4 separate regions of the Mus musculus genome follow, and all the other regions are linked to region 3. Evidence: chromatin loops called from intact Hi-C (ENCODE). Cell type or tissue: left cerebral cortex. All regions are shown on one strand.

Evidence for each region. A loop is a pair of places that touch in the nucleus more often than their neighbours do. Peaks named below come from ENCODE experiments on the same cell type or tissue, not always from the same donor. Only the 100,000 strongest peaks of a DNase experiment are listed, where the experiment ranks them.
Region 1: a loop joins it to region 3, with 9 times the contacts of the local background. A loop is called at or near these places in 4 of 42 quality-filtered maps.
Region 2: it touches region 3 in a loop (5-fold over the local background); 4 of 42 quality-filtered maps call a loop at or near these places.
Region 4: it touches region 3 in a loop (7-fold over the local background); 2 of 42 quality-filtered maps call a loop at or near these places.

The regions. Positions count from the first base shown.
Region 1 is chr6:78,338,044-78,343,043 of GRCm38, forward strand. No RefSeq gene overlaps it. Among named protein-coding and RNA genes, the nearest start is that of Reg3b, 30 kb to the right of the region's middle. In left cerebral cortex, no CTCF peak of the experiment used is centred here; a DNase peak (open chromatin) is centred at 2,450.
Region 2 is chr6:78,329,922-78,334,921 of GRCm38, forward strand. No RefSeq gene overlaps it. Among named protein-coding and RNA genes, the nearest start is that of Reg3b, 38 kb to the right of the region's middle. In left cerebral cortex, CTCF peaks have their summits at 2,440 (motif pointing right) and 3,212 (motif pointing left); a DNase peak (open chromatin) is centred at 2,443.
Region 3 is chr6:78,457,907-78,462,906 of GRCm38, forward strand. No RefSeq gene overlaps it. Among named protein-coding and RNA genes, the nearest start is that of Reg3g, 8.5 kb to the right of the region's middle. In left cerebral cortex, no CTCF peak of the experiment used is centred here; DNase peaks (open chromatin) are centred at 2,488 and 3,028.
Region 4 is chr6:78,278,384-78,283,383 of GRCm38, forward strand. No RefSeq gene overlaps it. Among named protein-coding and RNA genes, the nearest start is that of Reg3b, 90 kb to the right of the region's middle. In left cerebral cortex, no CTCF peak of the experiment used is centred here; DNase peaks (open chromatin) are centred at 313, 335 and 2,341; H3K27ac peaks cover 70 bases.

The DNA of each region.
Region 1 (5,000 bases), 120 kb before region 3:
GAAAGAAGCTGAGGAGAAGGGTAATCCTGTAGGAGAACCAGCAGTCTCAATTAATCTGAACCCCTGAAATCTCTCAAACACTGGACCACCAAACAGATAGCATACATCAGCTGATATGAGGCTCCCAACATACATACAGTAGAAGACTTCCAGGTCTGTGTTCATTCAGAGATGATGCACCTAATCCTGAAGAGTTTGGAGGCTCCAAGGAGTTTAGAGGTCAGATGGGGGGGGGACCCATGTGGAGACAGGGTGGGGTGGGGAGGAGGTGTGAGATGTGGGGCAGACAGAGGGTGGATGGGGGAACAGGGAATGGAATTTGGAGTGTAAAGCTAAATTAAAAAATAAAACAAAACAAATATTGTATTTGTATTGATTGATGTGGAGAAAGCGTTCACCACGATGTGCATATGGAGATCAGGGAAAAACGTTATGCAGTTCTCTTTACCCAGTATTAGTTCCTTATTCAGCAATGAATTAGCAGAGAACTGAGAATTGCATGCCAGGAATGTCACGGGTGTGGGAAGGAAAAGAACTGCAGGAGGAACAAGAAGGAAATAGGGAGGGAAAGAGAGATTGCCAAATTGACATTCAAAGTTTCAGAGCCCATGTGTCACCAGCCCACAGTGTCAGGCTTCCCCTCTGGGACCCCCGTGTCTTCATTTGTAAAATATGATAGCGAACTTGATAACTTCTAAGGCTCCTTCTGGCACTGACATTCTGAAATCCCATTATTATTGCTTTAAATACTGAAACACTCCTTAATAGGCAAGAAATTAAAAGCCTTAACCTTTGGCTGTTAATATTATCAGTGCCAACATTTCATGACTTGAGATGAATAACTGATGATGAGAGAGACTACAGCTAGGGATATCATGAGAAGTGACAGGCGTTTCCCCCTCAGGTGATACTGGGAAGAGACTGCTGAAATCTTTTATATAATTCAAGTGATAATGGAATGGAGAGATTATTTCTGCAGGTCTTCGTTGGATAAAATGTAATAAATTGTCACATAATTCTTTTTCTTTCTTTTTGTTTGGTGCTCACATACACCCCTCCCTCATTTGTGTATGATAAATGTGAATGTCAAATTGAAGAGGACTGGCTAAGAAAGGGAAGAGTCCAACCACTGGCTATAATTGTTCAGTGTTTGTTCCTCAGTGAATTACTGGAATTGTTCAATGTGGTGAAAGTAACCATAGCCCACTGAAAATGTATTCATTATGGTCATATATCCATCTGAGCAGTCTGTAAACATATAAACTGTGCTCCAAGGAATTCTAGAAAGACAGAGAAGTTCATGCTCTAACCAGAGACTTTAACCCATTTATGGTGTGACCAGAAACCACAGATCTTACCTAGGCTTCAGACACATCACCCGAGGAAAGCTCCATTAAAATCCTCATTCATGGCAAAATTCACATATGTTTTGGCCTTTGTATCATGGTTTTGCATAAGTTGTCATATGTCTACAGACTTATGGGAGGAGAAATGGGATTCACTCTCCTATTGCCAATTTCTGTTTCTTGATAAAGTTTGAAACACGGGGAAAGCAAAATAGTAGGTTATTTGACCTTATTGCCCATCAACACCTGTAGAGGCTGCTAATGGCCTTTGAGCTTTTTTCTACCCCATGTTCCCCATAAATTAAACTTACATATAGCTAGAGAAACTCTGTTTACACATTAGGGTTTTCAATTGATTTCTCTTCTAAGTTTACGAAGGTCTTTGTATCTCCATTTACAATTTGGTTCCTCAATGATACTACTACTATATCAATGAAAGTGGTTTTCTTGGTTAAAGCTTTATTGCTGTGAAGAGACATTTTTATCAATAAAGGTAAGTTTATAACACATAAACCCAAACAAATATACAAACAAACAATAACAAACTATTTAAATGAGGCTGGCTTAGCGTTTCAGAGGGCTACTCCACTATCATCATGTCAGGAAACATAACATTATGTGGTGCTCGAGAAGGAGATGAGAATTTATAAGTGTTCTTGGTTGTTTGGTAGTAAATAAATCAATACAAAAATTTACCTGCTTTTGTATTTTTATAAATATAAACAAACTTCCAATAAAATAAAGCCCTATTGTAAAGCCACGTGGAACACTTCATTTGTAAAGATCCTCAAGGGTGTAAGAATGAAGCACAGTGGAGAATTAGGAGAGAGTTGCGGCCTGAATCTGCAGGGTCGGATGGATGACAGCTGAGATAAGTTAACCAGAAGCACAAAGTTGGGAATGGAGGAAATGTCACAGTCCCCTTTTCCCAATAAAGTAACTTGTTCTCCTCAGAGGGTGAACTTTGGGGTAGTCCAATACTTCTAATGAGGAGAGTGCACACAGCCCTTAGGCAGATGGGTTTTCCAATTTGGCAAGTGCTATGAGCACTTACTCAAATTAGAATTAGCAGCTGCCAGCTGCTTGATTCTACCAGTTCACTCTAGATGCTGCTGCTAACACCTACACCCAAGCAAGTCAAAAATAACACATTATACATTACCAAGAACAGTCCTTCAGTGAAGACACTAAGAAGAAAATTGAAAGTATCTAGGGAATACATAGAAGAGTCAACCTACTACCCATGCAGAGCAACTACAGCCCATTTTCCAAGGCAAGATTAGCAGTCAGAGCACTTGCAACTCTTAACAAAAAAACATAGGTTTAATTTCCAGCACCCACTATTGGCTTACAACCATCTGTACTTCTACTTCTCTTTTGTACTCTTCATACATACATATGCAATGAACTTACATATATTCAGGCAAAATACTCATGCATGTAAAATAAAATAATTCTTAAATATAATAGTCATATGTTTTTATTCACAGGTGAATTAACAAGTACAGATAGCTTTGTATTTCATAATGTGATGTATAAATGAACACACCAGCAAACTAATCAAAACTAAACAAATTATATTGGTGCAAGTAAAATAAAATGAAAAATACGTGTTAAATTAAAGAAATAGAGAGAAACTTCCTTGTGCACAGAGCTACATTTCTCTGTAGGCACCAAAATGGCTCAGTTGAGCCAGCAAAGATTGTTGATGAGATTTAGCTCCTCATGAGTAATGGCTCCTAATTTTTTGCTCTCTGCACATAGCAGTTAGATTCAGCTTCTGAATGACAGCTACTTCTGATGGCTAATGTCCCCTTTACCTGTTTTCAAAACCAATAATAATAATGAATATAATTGTTACCAATATTAAATGTCTATGGTTTTATATTCTGCATGATACTGCCTCTTTCTTGCCTGCCTAATCATCTGAATTTGTCTTTCTCTTCAAAATTTGAGGACTATGGGAATGTTGGACCTGGCTAAATAGTAAAAAATAATTTATGTATTTTAAAGGTCAGTTTATATGTAATCTTAATTACATTTCCAAAGCATTTTTGTGACAGCATATGAATTAGTGTGATACTGAAAAAAAGGGATGGCACTATTGAATTAAACATTTTAAGAAATATTGGAAAAATTGAGAATTGTTCATTTATTCATTCAACACAAAGGCTGAAAGTCCCACACCATCTCAGCTGAAAGACTACAGAAAGCAGGGTACAGTAATGAGAATCATTGACCCCTTACAAATATGAAGTCCGAAATGAATTGCAGTGTTTAAATATCAGTTTCACTTGGAACCACAAATCACAGTTGCCAGCTATGCAGTTTAAAAAAGATAAATCAATACATTCTTGGAGTGATGATAAGTTAGAAGGGTCATAAATTGCATGCATGCCTTACGAGAAATGAATGGGAAGACTTGCCCAGTATATTGACTGTTTTCTCTTTGAAATGTAGCCATAAATTATGACAGTCCCTTCTGCAGAGGAAGTCAGATTTATGATGCTGATTGGAAGAAACTGGTACAAGCTTTTATTGAACACTGACTTGGGGCCAGGCATCAGTGAACCACTTTCCCAGTCACAGTGTTGTTTGACTTTATGTGAGAGCAGAGTGTATGGCTATGTATTTTCTTATGTTTGCAGCAAGAGAACCAAGGAAGATCAGGAGGCAAGAATGCCGAGTGGTCATGAAGCTGATCATCTCAGGATCTCAGGCAGCTGAGGCAATCCATATTATGAAAAGAGGAAACAGTGGTGTTTGTCCATTCGGCTACTAGATAGACAGTTCTTAATTTCTCAGATCTATCATTTATCTATCAATGTAATTATCTATCATCTTATTCTCTGTTCATATACATGTGTTATCTATCCAGCTATTTTCTATTTATTCATCCATTTTAGGAGAATCTAAATGTGACCTTCTCTATTAAGTATACCAATGTTTTAGATCAATCTGTTTGAGGAAAAAACTAAAAACCCTAAGTGGTATGTGTTAAAACAGTAACTATCACTATAGAGAGACGGTTCAGTGGTTAAGAGGACTGGCTGCTCTTCCAGAGGTCCGGAGTTCAATTCCCAGCAACCACATGATAGTTCACAACCATCTGTAATAGGATACAATGCCCTCTTCTAGCATGTCCGAAGACAGTTACAGTGTGTGTGTGTGTGTGTGTGTGTGTGTGTGTGTGTGTGTGTGTGTGTTATATTATATGATATATAATCTTAAATAATAAAGTAGAACTATTTCCAATTTTCTGCGGAACTGCCAGGCTGATTTCCAGAGTGGTTGTACAAGCTTGCAATCCCACCAACAATGGAGGAGTGTTCCTCTTTCTCCACATCCTCACCAGCATCTGCTGTTACCTGAGATTTTGGTCTTAGCCATTCTGACTGGTGTGAGGTGGAATTTCAGAGTGGTTTTGATGTGCATTTCTCTGATGACTAAGGATATTGAGCATTTCTTTAGTTACTTCTCAGACACTTGGTATTCCTCAGTTGACAATTCTTTGTTTAGCTTTATATCCCTTTATTTTATAGGGTTATTGGGTTCTCTGGAGTCTATCTTCATTAGTTCTTTGTATATGTTGGATATTAGCCCTTTATCGGATGTAGGATTGGAAAAGATCTTTTCCCAATCTGTAGGTTGTTG
Region 2 (5,000 bases), 130 kb before region 3:
AGAGAGAGAGAGAGAGAGAGATTGGTGTGTGTGTAATATATGTTCACAAATGTGAGTCGGTTGTGTCCCCATATACTCTGTGGAAGCAGAGAGTCTCTCAGTGAATCTGGTGCCAGGCAAAACATCAGAGAACTCTGACATTCCTCTTGTCTTCATTCTCAAGTACATTAGAATTACAAACATACAAACATGCATACCGCCATACAAGGATTTTTACATGGGTGCTTGAGATTTGAACTTAGTTCTTCATGCTTGCAGAGAAAACATTCAGCTGCAGAGAACTTTCTCTAGGCTCTTACCCTGTTTTTAAACAAAACCCATAACAATAGCACTGCATAGTCAAACAATCTGGACCTAATGTCTATCACAGAGGCTGTCTTCCACAGACACTGTTCTTCAGATGAACTTCTCAGTATGCTGGGTGCATGCTCACTTTCAGTGACTCAATCCAAAGCAAATTGACTGATACCTTTTCTTAGAGAAGATTACCTCTGTCTGACATGCCTGCATTTTGTGTATATGCAGTATCTTGCCTCCATTCCATGTACTGGAGTGATACCTAGGTAAAGCTAACAACAGTGTCTAAGATTTACTGTTTCATGGCCTGAAGAGTGGTAGTGGAAACAATGTTGAGTTTCCCCCCCTCCCCCACCCATCTCTTTCTCTCCAAATTGCTTAATTAACACCTGTAGAGGAATCTATTACCATCTTTATGAGGGTGGTTATAACATTTCTACAATGAGTATCCCCATAACAAATTCTTCAGCAGAACTGCAGAAAACCCCTTAGGGTGAATTTCTACAATCAGAATTTGGAATTTTCATTTGCTGCTATGAGTAGATTGTTACCCTTGTATTTTATTACATTATTGTTGATGCAATGAATCTATATAATTATTGATTCTTTTCTCCCTTTACATGAAAGCTGTCTGTCTCCCCACCAACTGGATAATGCAGTGAGATTTAGTCACCATTGGGGTAGCAGTCCCTCACAGTACTGAAGCCAAGTAGTTTCTGATAACAAGGTTGACAACAGTATTATTCTGTTGTTTTCAGTAGTTTTTATTGTCATTACTTAATCGGAATCACTTTGGGTTGGGAAACAAAAGTTTGTGCTGTCCAGTGGTGAGGATGAATAAATACCCAGTTTTTACATGCTTGTAGGTGAATCTTAACTCTCTTTGACATGTTTATGGACATTTGAATTGTGTCTTAGGAATTGACTGCTTATTTCAGTCCTATCTTTGTGAATATTTTCTCAGGTTCTAGAAGGAGGGGTTTCATCAAACAATCTGATCCACATGTCATTCTTTCTGCAGGAATAAGACCTTAGGGAGCATATTGCTACCATCAGTTGTTATGGGTGCCCTCCTTCCATTCAGCTGGCTCTTCTCTCTAGGATTCACCTGCTCACAATATGCACCCTCTAGTTGGCCTCTTTATCTTGCCTCTCTTATGTGGACTAGTCTCTAGGCAGAGGCCTATAGTTTCCCAGAACAAATTTTGATTTATTAAAAATCTAATTGCAATTTCACCATTGGAAATTCATCCTAGATGCATCACCAAACCACGTTCTTGAACTGCTTTGTCAGTAACAAAGTATGCATTGTCTAATTCATTTGTCTTCCTCTGTGGCCAGTCATAAGTAGCTCCAAGCTCATTAAGTCAAGGGGAGAGGTGGTTTTTATTTCTGTCAAGTATCACGTTATTCATATATTAAAATTTAAAAAGTACATATATACATGTATGTATGTATGTATGTGTGTGTATATATATATATCTTGACATGTATGCATATATATGCATTTGTGTATGTGTAAATATCTGTGTATGGTTTTCTTGAGCTTGCATGAACATGAGTGTGCATGAGTATGTGTGAGTGTGCATGTGTGTAATCCTTCTTTAGATGTTTTTCAGAATTGTGTGCAATACCTCAGGGAAGAATTTGCCAAGAGTTGATTCAACAGTGCAGATAGACTAATAGAATGTGCAGTGCAATCACTGAATGGTTCTACAGAATAGGCAGGTCCATGGATGTATTGGCAGATCCAGAAAGAAAAGGAGATGAGACTTTATAAAAATATATGTTAAAGCAGAGGCCTTTTGAATACAGAAATCCAAGGAAAAAGAGCAATTTTAGGTGTTTGTTTAAGGAAGGACCACCACAAGGGTGACACACATAACACAGCAAAGGTAAATCAGTCATGCATGTTGCACATGATCACTTAGGGGTGACCTCTTTTACACATTGGTCAATGGTTGTGTTTCAGGAGTATCAGTCTTTAAATGTACAGATATTTTTCTACCGATTGTTGGGTTAGTTTTTATCATCGTTCAAAGCATGAAGCATCGACAAGCACAGCATTAACAAGCTATGCTAGTCAATGGCTTTAAACACTTCTAGGCTTGGAAAGATTCTTTTGGAAGCAATAATATAAGAAGCCACAAGATGGGGGTGTTTGCACACACAAACGTGCAGTTTAGCCCGCAGTTCACTCACCACTTGTGGCTATTTATGTTCATAAAAGTTCACGTTAATGACGATAGTAATTCTGTAGTTGAATCAGTGACATACAAAGAACTCAGTTACTTGGTGAAAATAAACAAGGTGAAAGTAAACTTTTCTAATCCCCCAATCTTTTTCTATTGAATTATATTTGGCTTTTGTTTGTCATTGAAATTTTGTGAGGGCTTTTAGGAGACACCAATTCTTCTCATTACTTATAACCTTGGATAAAAAGGGGAAATAAATGTCCAATGATAAAATGTTGATAATCTGAATAGTGATATCAATGTGCAGCAGAATATTAGGTAGTTACTAATAATGGCAATTTTTAGTATGCATGAAAACTTTCATGATATAATTTTAATAATATAGAAAATAAATAACATAATACACCCATAATTTTTAACCCAGTGAGTCCAATTAGTACTGCAAGTATGTGTATAGATGCAGGGCTGAACACTGGAGCATGAAGTTGGGAGAAAACCATGGGGTATTTGTGAGGTGTTGGAGAGAAAGGGTAGAGTTGGATATGATGATCAAAGCACATTCTATTCTGGTATGAAATCTTAAAAGGGGGCTGGAGAGATGGCTTAGTGGTTAAGAGCACTGACTGCTCTTCCAGAGGTACTAAGTTCAATTCCCACCAACCACATGATAGATCAACAACCATCTATAATGGGATCTGATGCCCTCTTCTGGTGTGGCTGAAGATAGTAAGTGTACTTATATACATAAAATCAATAAATCTTTTAAAAAACAGAACTCCTAAAGGAATAAATAAAAGCTTTATATATATACCTGCACACAAAATGAAAGAAAAAGGTTTTGATCTTACTGATGTTTAAATGTTGGTGGTGAAATTACAGAATTCTAGGGTTTGCTTTTGGGATGTTCTTCATGCTCTCAATATTGGTCTAAGTTCAGGAGGGAATATCACCTCCAGGAGAAGCCAAGAAAAAGAAAATACAGCATTTTCAACTTGGGCTAAAGTTGCAGTATGTTTGAGAAGATTCTGGAAATGTGTTTAGTTCTTGTTATTCATGATGCATTGAGGGTAGCTAACTTTTTCCTCACTGCTCAGGAAGGGAGTGCATGTGACTGGCTTTGGATTCTCCCTGCAGGGATGCACAGTATAGATCCTGCACCCAATGTCATGTTCTCTGTTCAAACATGAAAAAGTAAATTAGCAACAACACATTTCACAATGTCAGAGAGGCTAACTCAGACTTGCTATGTCCCTATATAAATGTTTATACACTTAGAAAACTTCTTTCCTCTGTGATTAACAGAGATTACTTAAAGTGCAGGGAGCATCTAACACCTGGTTGATGGAAGCCCATTCTAGCTCCATTGCACACAATTGCTCAGGTCACAGCACTTCCTGCCTCTCGAGAGGTAAAGAAGCCTCGAGGACCAGCTAGCCGCTGGATCTTTAATCCTGGCCAGGTTCACTGGGATCTGAGTCATACCAACATCTGGCCTTAAGCCTTATTATATTCTGTGAGTTTTAAAGTTCTTATTTATAAAATGGCAACCCCCCACATCTAATGTAAAGTTGGAATACCATTAAGGTGCTGAACTCTGGAAAGAGTTAAGAGTTAAGGGTTTTCTTAATATGAAGATGTCAATTGGTTAATTAAAAATACTTTTTACCCTCTCTCATTAAACATGCTGTGTGTACACTCAATACCATATGATTGAGTTAAAGAGGAGATTAGATATGCTCATTCTGCAGAAACATATCATCTGGACAGTGGAAAGAAAAAAAATAGAAATGAACCTTACAAAGACCTTTATTTTAAACTGGTTATAGTAGCTTTTTGGTCCTCTTACTCTAGGAATCACTTGTAATCTTCTAGCATGTTCATATTTATAACAGTAAGAGTTTTGTGGTTTTTTTTTTTTTACCTTTTTCAGAATATTCAATTTTCTTTTTTAGTGTGTGTGTGTGCGTGTGTGTGCATGCGTGCATGTGACATATATGCTGGTGCCTGAGGAAACCAGAAATCTTTCAAAAAGAAAATTAAATATAGCCTGTTACAAAAAATTATATTTTATTGTTCAAATGAAATACTCAGAATTAACATATCTATAGAAATGGAAGTAGATAAATGGTTGCCTTTGGTAAAGCAGAGATGGGATATGGAGCCTGGGGAACTAATAGGTCTGAGATTGAAAAACATTCCGAAATGGTATTATGACTAGAGAGAGTTACATAATCTGTACTGTATTGAGATATAGACATTAAGAAGTGGAGCTGTTATGGTATACAGAATACATTTAGATAAAGTTGCTAAAAATAAAAACAATAAAAAATAAGAAGCAGATGCAGAGTTGAACAACAGATTGAACATAGAGACAAATTTCTCCATGAAATAGGAGAAAGTCAATCAACATTCTCCCAGACAACACAGAATTTTCACATGTATCAATTTGCAAAGTCAAAAGAGTTTAGAAATAATAAAACCTGGAATCTGATAATCCAGAGGATGGAG
Region 3 (5,000 bases):
AACCTGTCATTGTTACAAACAGACCAGATGCATGCATTCAGTGTCCTTTGGCAACTAAAGAATATGATTGCATTCACTGTTTATAGAAAGAAAGATATATTTCCCTTATAAACTTTTAAGGCAGCATAGATTTTCAGTAGATGAAGAAATAAATTGAACTGATTTTAAGAACGCCTGTGAGGCCTCCCTCCAGCCATAACAAGCAATGCTAACATTTGTCATTGGAATTTAAAATCTGCATTTTCATAAAACAAACAGAAAAAAACCACGAGAAGTTGATGTTCCTGGATTCTCTTTCTTATGTAGTTTACCTGCTAGCACTATTAAATATAGAAGGATGTATAAAGGTGATACTTAATCTTTTACATTTGTCATTTATAATCTGGAGTCAGACTGGAGACTATGATATTGACAACTGTGACTAAACCATATAATTCTTCTGTGCCTTGTGTCCCATCATGCATATCACCAGGCGGTGGCAATATTTGTAAATTTTATTTGATGATTATATACATTGATGCATTGTAGGGATGTATAAAATGGCAGGCAACTGGTCAAGTTTCAATAAATTTGGTCATTATTACATTTTAACAGCAATGATATTCTGAAGTAAAAAACAGAGGAACCTGTCTTTTTTAATTATGGGACCTTAACTTGTTTATATGAGAAAATAACTAATGAGAAACAGCTTTATTGACAAAGGAGTCATTCAATCTGATAGGTAGTGGGTCAGTCCATCATTGTGGTGTAGGCAGAGCCACAGCTAGGGCAGGTATGGTGAAAAGAGCAGCAGGTGTCACAGTGCAAGGGACCAGGAATTGGAACCAGGCTATAAAACCCCAAGATCTGTACACTTTCATCCATCTCCGAACTTTGGCACAAGTTTCTGAAGCAGAAACACTAGCTGAGGACTGATGGTTCCAAAGCCTACAGCATTATGATGGGAGGAGATGCATTCCAAAGTGAAAAGCACACTTCAGACAAGGGACCTGGAGAAGCGGAACTCAATGGTAACTGCTCTCTGCCCAGGTGAAGGTTTTACTAATGAACTGATTTGCTTTAGGAATATTAATTGGAAAAATATATATTGTGCCCACTCCTCCAGGAACAAACTAAATGTTAGAAGAGTTTTCTCTTCTGTGATTGAACACAGTTTGGGCCTTAAGGCACATTCTGAGGGTAAGGAAATGTTGAGGTAGAATTATGGAACCTGCTAGAAGGGAGAGTTTGTAAACCATAAATGCTTCTCACATGAAGGTAAGTTTGGAGCTGAGATGAAAGGATGGACCATGTAGAGACTGCCATATCCAGGGATCCACCCCATAATCAGCATCCAAACGCTGACACCATTGCATACACTAGCAAGATTTTATTGAAAGGACCCAGATGTAGCTGTCTCTTGTGAGACTATGCCGGGGCCTAGCAAACACAGAAGTGGATGCTCACAGTCAGCTAATGGATGGATCACAGGGCTCCCAATGGAGGAGCTAGAGAATGTAGCCAAGGAGCTAAAGGGATCTGCAACCCTATAGGTGGAACAACATTATGAACTAACCAGTACCCCGGAGCTCTTGACTCTAGCTGCATATATATCAAAAGATGGCCTAGTTGGCCATCACTGGAAAGAGAGGCCCATTGGACTTGCAAACTTTATATGCCCCAGTACAGGGGAACACCAGGGCCAAAAAGGGGGTGTGGGTGGGCAGGGGAGTGGGGGTGGGTGGGTATGGGGGACTTTTGGTATAGCATTGGAAATGTAAATGAGCTAAATACCTAATAAAAAATGGAAAAAAAAAAGAAAATAGTTTCTCAGAAGGCATCTATTCGTAGCTCAGTCTATGAGCAGTGATCTTTGATAACTGCTATTTCCTATAAGGTCTGTTCCCACGCTGCCTCTATACCCCAGAGTTCTGGATCCTTTGGAATTCCTAGAACTGTTTTTAGACTTATGATGTCACCTATTCTACTCTGCTCCCCTAATTCCTTTCAAAACTCAACTCTGCATTTCAGATACAAGATGGCTTTGGTTTTAATGGGGGGGGGGATCTGAAGGGAAGGTATTTGTAGTGGGAGGAGAACAATGGAATGAGAAGAATGTTAATGACAGGGTAGCAAAATCTCCAGAGAGCAAAGTACCAGTGGCTTTTGTTCTAACAAAGCAACCAGTTTTCTACCTGAGTGGTTTCCAAACATCATAGAAACTTGGAGGTGGGACATGGATGCTTTCAGATCTAAGGAACAATAAACAGCTTGTGTGGACTTTGAAACACTTTCCATTACTGCTGCTTCCCCACCAGAGGACAGTTCATTTGGAGCTCTGTTGTTGTGGGAGATGTGAGCTTGGGGCTGGGACAAGTATTGTGCCAGCTGTTCCCACTTCAAACTGAGACCTAGAAAGTGGCTGAGATCCCCGGGGGTAAAATATCTCGGGCTCCTTTGTGTTGGTGAGCCTTCCTGAATTTCACTTAAGGATGGTCTGGCACTGCTGGGTGGAGAGACAGATGGGACATGGTCTGCAGATCCCAGCTGATGGGGGTGGAAGAGTATAAAAGAAGCCAGGAATCTAAGTAGTGACATACTGCATTTAGTAGGCTGCTAGCATGCACACATTGTGTTTAATTAGCAGTTTTGCAAGTCACAAGCATATGCTCTGTCACTTTTCATTGTTTTAATGGTATGCTATTATGTGCTTTAATGAAATCTTAGGTTTTCTCTAGTGAGTCCTGTTTATAATCAGCAGCGTAACATCATATGTTACCTCTACCCCCTTTGTTCATGCCCATAATCCTCTACCTCCCTACAAAGAGGAATTATAGAGACACAAAGGAAATCTGATTCTTTCCTGAGCCTCTTAGTGGGAATTCAGTAGGGAGATGGGTCAGAGAAAGGATTAACAAGCAAAGGAATCAAACATTGGCAGAATCAGTGTAGAGAGAAGGTAAATTCTCATAAAAACATGCTGTGGAACCCAGGAGCCCACAGTGAAATGAGCAGCAAAGACAGAGAAACTTGGGGACTGAACCCAAAGCAATAGAGCATAGTCCAAGGGTGTCCCCAGCATGAATGAAGCAAGTTGAGGAGTTGCTGAAGAAGAGCAGTTTCTTTGCTTCTTGATGGTCAGGATTGACCAATGTGAAAATTCTATTTTGTTTTGTGTTTTGGGATCAAATCTTGTTGTGTGGCCCAGATTAGACATGAACTCATTGCATCCATCAGGTTGGCCTCACACTTAACAAACAACCTCTAGCTTGAGCACCCAGATGCTGAAATTATAAGCATGAAACACCACGTCATATTCAAAAGGAACAAAGTCCTTGAATTTTAATGTGCAGGTTTATTCTGACATATTTCTGGCTGTTAGAATTTTTAAAGATGCTTGCTTTATCCACACTTTAAAGGAGACTCACTGAATAGCAATTTATAAGTCCATGACACATCTCAGAATCTATTATACTTCCTCCCTCTCTCCCCTCTTCCCTTCCTTTCTTATTTCCTTCAGTTTTCTTTTATTATATGGATATATAAGTGCCCTGAATTTCTGTGTTTACCCCGTGTGTACCAGTGCCTTCAGGGGCTAGAAGGAGGCATCAGGTCTCTAGAAATTAACGCATAGGAAGTTGTGAACCCCTTGATGTGGGTGCTAAAAACCTAAGCCAGGTCCTCTCCCAGAGCAGCAAATGCTCTTAACCATTCAGCCACTTCTCTAGGTCCTGCTCTGTTTTTAAACCGCCCAATGCAGTGATACCAATTTCCTGACATGAACTGTAATTATCTGGTTTTGGGACAGTCTCTGTTTACATCTAGGTTAAAGTGAAGAACGGCTTTTAACACTTTAGAACAAATCCTTTTTATTTTATTCTTGAGAAACCATCTTAAATAAGTGCTCTTATCTCTTACAACAACAACAACAACAACAACAACAACAACAACAACAACAACAACACACACACACACACACACACAATATCACCACTACCACCACCATCACCACTACCACCCAACAAGTTAGGATACCTTATGGAAAAACAAGAATAAATGAATAGACATGCCATAGGCAAAGATAGCCATTTGTAGACAGATATACCTCTGCATCAAAAAACTAAAACAAAGCCCAGAATCTATTTTTTTACTACAACATGTGATCATCTCACAATCCAAGTAGATTTCAATCCAATCCTGTTTAACTCAAGGTTAAAAATGCCTTGCTGCATTGACTTGTCTAGCTAATACACCAGTTAGGTTCATCCTATCTAAAAATTAACCATTTTTCTGAATAGATAATTATTCTCCTATATCATATTAAGAAATTCTAGTATGTTTTTTATCTTTGTAGGGGCAAACATTCTCACGACAGGCATAAATCCCCTGAATTACAATGCCAGGATTATCTATGGCAAGATAATCTTATTTTGTACTCAAGGTGTTGTTATGGAATTCAGGAATTCAGTCTTAATTGAAGGTTGAATAGGGTATAGCCACTCTCAAAGGCACTGAAACTCTCTCTCTCTCTCTCTCTCTCTCTCTCTCTCTCTCTCTGTGTGTGTGTGTGTGTGTGTGTGTGTGTGTGTGTGTGTGTGTGTGTGTGCACAAGCACATCTATCATAGGCATGTGGAGGTCAGGAGACAACTTCAGTTACTGATTGACAGATGCATACCGTCTTTTGCAAGAGAAGATAGTGAGCAGAATATATACTTGTGACCTCGTCATAAACATGGAAATCTATCTTTTTTTTTTCCTGTTCTCTTGGTTAGAACAAATCAACCAGGGCTGACCTTGAAACAGTTTTAAAACCAAAGCAAGAAAAACCTGGAGGCTCTTTATAATGTTTCAAAGATTTCTTGAAGCCTCTAGTCAAATAGTAGAAAGCAAACAAACTAAGAAAAATTCTCAGCTTAAAATTTTAAGTAAGCTTACATACTTTGAGCACTTTTATTATTAAGTTATATATGAGCAACAATCATTGAAATGTGACTGTTTCCACTGAGGGGACTCTCCCCAA
Region 4 (5,000 bases), 180 kb before region 3:
TATGGATGGGAGGCGAAGTCTTCCTTATTCTGTTATTATAGATCCTTTAAAAGGCTAATGAAAAATGCAGCGTGAGGGCTGAGAAGTAGCACAACATATGGTCCCTGGAAAGGGAGGGGCAGAGCTTATGTGATGAATGTGAAAGAGACTCTGACAAGGTGAGGCAGAATCTAATGTAAGGCTGACCTCCTGGGATTGCTTTTCTTCACACCCTAGTGCACTACACGTGAGCAGCTGTTATGGCCTCAGATGGGCTTCTGAGAGCTACCTTGTCTTGATAGCTGTGTCACTATGCAAATCATTACAGAATACATCAAGAAAAAGTGGGTAACTTGGGCTTCCTTCTCAAAGAGTTGAGCATTCTGATCTTCGGAGGAGGTTATAGTGGCAGGATTTTGTTGTTGTGGTCTTGGAAACCTGAATGATTAACAAGGGTTTAATGTTCTGCCAGAGACCTAGTTCTGTGCTGCTACCACAGAAGCATTAAGGATGCTTTCTGGAATGTTGGGGGGGGGGAGCTTGGAACTTGAGCATTTAAGGGCTGTTGAAAGGTTAAATTGTTGGAAGAGAAGTTGGTTTTAATTGAGTGAAAAGTATTGATGTTCGACAGAATTTTAAATGCTTCCTTATTTTTGTTGGAGATTATGTGTTTTAAGGTGGTCTATTTGGATGTCAAGCTGAGAAGGGGTGCATAAGTAAAATTAGTTGTCAGCTTGATTGGATGCAGAAGCACCTAGGTGAAATTCACTTCTCAGTATAGTCTTGAGAATGTTTACAGAGATGATTAATTAAAGAGACATGGATAATCATGAACATGAGGGGGGCAGCAAATATGCTGGACAGGTAAAGAGGGAAGAAGGAGAAAGACTCCTGGTATAGACATTTTGTCTGCTTCCTTGTTGTGAGCTCAAGAGCTTTGCTCCACTATGATGCTCTGATCCATCACAGGCACAGAGACCTAGAACGATGAAGGCCTGGACCAAAACCTCTGAAACCAAGAATAGAAATAAATGCTGTTGCTCTCAAGATGTTTCCCAAGGTGATTTTGTTGCTGTAATGCAAAGTCTAAAACATATACTCTCAGCATGATTAAAGTTTTATCCACAGATTACTATTAACAATGTCACATAGACCATTTCTTATTTGTTTACACACAGAAATATGGGGGACAATGAATTAAACTCTTATAACTTGAATGTTTAATTTTCTCCCTCATATTTGGATTAAAGTTCTGTCCTGGTTTTATTCCTTTACTGTGATCAAACACTCTGACCAAAAGCAACTTAGGGGAAGAAACGATTTTCTTAGCTTCTACATTCAGTGCTCACTGTCATCACCGAGGAAATTTAAGGCATGAATCTAAAGGCAGGGTCACTTGCTATTTCATGTGTAATTATCTCCAGGCAAGGAACTCATTTCATAGTCAAGAAATACAGCAGGAACCATGGAGTATCTGATTAGCTGGCTTACTCACAACATCATGCTTAGCCAGCTTTCTCTTTCAGCCTTGGGCTATCTGTCAAGGGTGTGATGCCACCCAGAGTGGGCTGGACTTTCCTACTTCATTAAACGACCCAGAAAATTTCCAACAACCATGGCTACATGTCAGTTTAACTCAGAAGTCCCTAAAATTGAGAGTCCTTTCTCAGGTGGATCTAGTCTGTGCTAAGATGAAAGTTAAAGCTAACTCAACCAAATTCAATCTCCAGTTGAGGTTACTGCCTAGTTGTGCCAGTAGTAAGGATTGAGAGTGAACGTTAGTCAGCCATTGGGTTTATAGTAATTTTCTATTTAATATTTAGTGTGCTATGTTGATGTTGAATTCATCTCTTCCATCTTAACTAGCTAAGAGCTAGAATTCTTTCTTCATATCAGGCTCTAGAATGTGAGGACTCGAGACAGATTTTTGGTTATTTGTCACTTACAGAGAAAACAAATAAAATGTTTCGGTGGAAGATTAGGTTTGAAGCTAGAATAGTTTGCTCATGCCTGTAATCACAGTACTCAGGAAACCCAGGCACTAGGAAGCCCATATGTTGGAGGCTTATACCTGACTGCGTAGTAAGTGTTAGCCTCAAGAAAACAAAAATAATGAAGCAGGTTCAGAGTTTTATCATAAACTATGCATCTAGAATCGTTTTAGATGACACACATAGTAGTATGCTCTTGTTAGAAACTCCAGAACATCCCTCATTCAGATTGTACTGACTGAGAAGCAGAGAATAATCAAGGCAGACAGAAAAGGCCAGGCTTTTTGAGACACTTGTGAGGTAATTAGACTGCCTTTACTCTGCAGACAGCACCCACTCCTTTTCCAAGACGCTCGTGCATTGTGATTGCACCCAGACGGTGAACAGATTTGCTTCATATTGTGGTGGGAAGAATGTGAAGAGGGAGCTACTGAGTAGGAGGGAGGCTACAGGCGAACACTTCCTCCAGCAGACAGGAAAGAAGGAAGGTGGGTGAGGCCTTCCATCCTTCCTTCCTTCCTTCCTTCGCTGCCAGGTTCAGTTACAGCCACATTCAGAGAATCTTACCCACAACAGCCATGGAAATGTCAATTGATCTGTGCCTGACCAGTTAATGAGATATGTATGGTAGGATGCCTGGCCAAAAGCAATTCTAGAGTTATGAGAGTTTGTTGTTGTTTGGTTGGATTTTTAAAAAAAAGATTTATTTGTTTATTTAATGTATATGAGTATTCTGCTTTCATGCACAGCAAAAGAGAATATTGTATCCCATTACAGATGGTTGTGAGCCACCATGAGGTTGCTGGGAATTGAATTTAGGACCTCTAGAAGAGCAGTCAGTACTCTTAGCCACTGAGCCATTTCTCTAGCCACCGAGATCTGTGTTTTTAAAGTTTTCGGAACTTCTATTTATTTCATTCTCAAAGAAATTTGTCAGTTGTCCAAACAGGTTACCTGGATGAATACTGCCCAAGTACATAGTCCAAATAGTCCAGATATCTCCAGAGATTTATTATATAACATCATAGACTTGTATTATATGGCTGTCCCTTTGGAAAGATTTCTGTTTTAACAATTTATCATTGAAAACATCTTACATTCATCCTGAAAATATGACTGACGATGTTTCACTCAATGAAGGAACTTGATGTGGAGCCCTGGCTACCTGCAGGGATTTGACTTCTGAGAGCCATGCGGTGAAAAGAAAGACCTAACTCTTGAAAGTTGTCTTTTGAGACATGGACCCAATTAATACACACACACACACACACACACACACACACACACACACACACCACAAGGGACAGGGAGAGAGAGAGAGAGAGAGAGAGAGAGAGAGAGAGAGAGAGAGAGAGAGAGAGGGAGAGGGAGAGAGAGAGAGAAGATGGTAAGCAAATAGAAAACAAAATATAATAGTGATAAATTTTTTAATCTCATTTTAATGCCATCTGATTCAGAGATAGGATTTTAATGTGTGTGTTTGCATGTTCATACATGTGTGGGTAGATGTTTGTGTAGGATGGGATGGTTGCCTACATTTATCATTTTGATACCATCTAGGATCACTCAGAAAGGAAATTTGCAGCAAGATATTGTCTATGTTAGTTTGTCTATATACATGTAGCTGGAGGATTATCTTGATTATTTTAATTTAGGTAGAAAGACTTGACCACTGTGGGTGGCAGCATCTTCTGAGCAGATTTAACTGTATAAGAGTAGACAAAGTAAACTGATGTACAAGTGTGCATTAATCTGTTGTTTTCTTCCCTTGGGTGTAGATGTAATACGATTAGATGATTCCATGTTTCTGTAACCTTAAGTTCCTGGCAACAGTGTACTTTACCCTGAAACTAAGTGAAATTTCCCTTTCTCCCCTAAGCTACTATTTTCAGCACATTTTAACACAATGGCAGAAATAAGACTAAGACTGTGGGTGCACATATACATAAGCCCATGTACAAGGAAAGGCCAGCTGATATGCTTATATATTATTCCTTAAGCATTACCCACTGAATTTTATTGAGATTTGGCCTGAAACTCATTAAGAGGGCCAGGAGGGATGCTCAAGAACTCCCTTGTCTTCATCTCCCCCATGATGGGATTAAAGAATGGGGTGATTTTACGTTACTATTGTCTTATCTTCAAAGATAACCAAAGAGATGCTTAGGGAATTAGTTTTGTGCAGCTAGAAACCAAGGGGTACTAAACACTCCCAGCAAACAATTAGAAGTATGAAAGATGCAAAGGATTGTAAGCAGGCTTCAAGGGAGGCATAGCTACTTAAATATTCTGATTTGGGATCTCTGCCCCTCAAGAAACAGAAAATTTCAAATGCTTTACATCAACCTATTTGAAAGCCCTGGAAACTCAAGCGGATGTCTTCCAAGATCATCTTTACAACTGTTTAAAATAATTTGAATCATTCACTTCTTCTTGATAGCCCTTTTAATCCCTTTAAATATCTTTGTACCTTTTGATCCAGGCTCTCTTTGATATATATTTGGTGAGATGTGGCTCCTTTTTTTCTCTTTATCTTTTTTGTCTCTTTTCTATGACTTCTTCTGAAATCCTACCCATTTTTCATGACATCATTTAAATTTCACCTTCCTGAGGAACGTTATCTCTTGCCAGTCCTCTTCTCCATCATTGCTTGCCATCTGTGCTATTATCAAGTCACTTATGACTGTCATAATCAGAACCATTGGAAAAATATGACCTGAGTATTTACTGTATTTGAACAGGCACTTCTCTATTGTCTGTAGTTGACTGAGCCCAATACCTGTTTGGGGGTATGCATAAGACAGTGTAGTCAAATTAATTAGAAGGACTCTCAGCATGCTCTTTCAGACATATGTGTGGCATATTTGTAACTATTCCTTTTAACATTGACTGTAGAAAAATCTCCAATATATTTGCAAGCAAAGATGAAGTGAAACCTGCATGGGTTTTGGAGACAGTCTTTAACTTATGACCCATTTTGTTTTGCCTCTGTATGCACGCTCAGGCCAGATGTTGAAACAGATCCAGGAC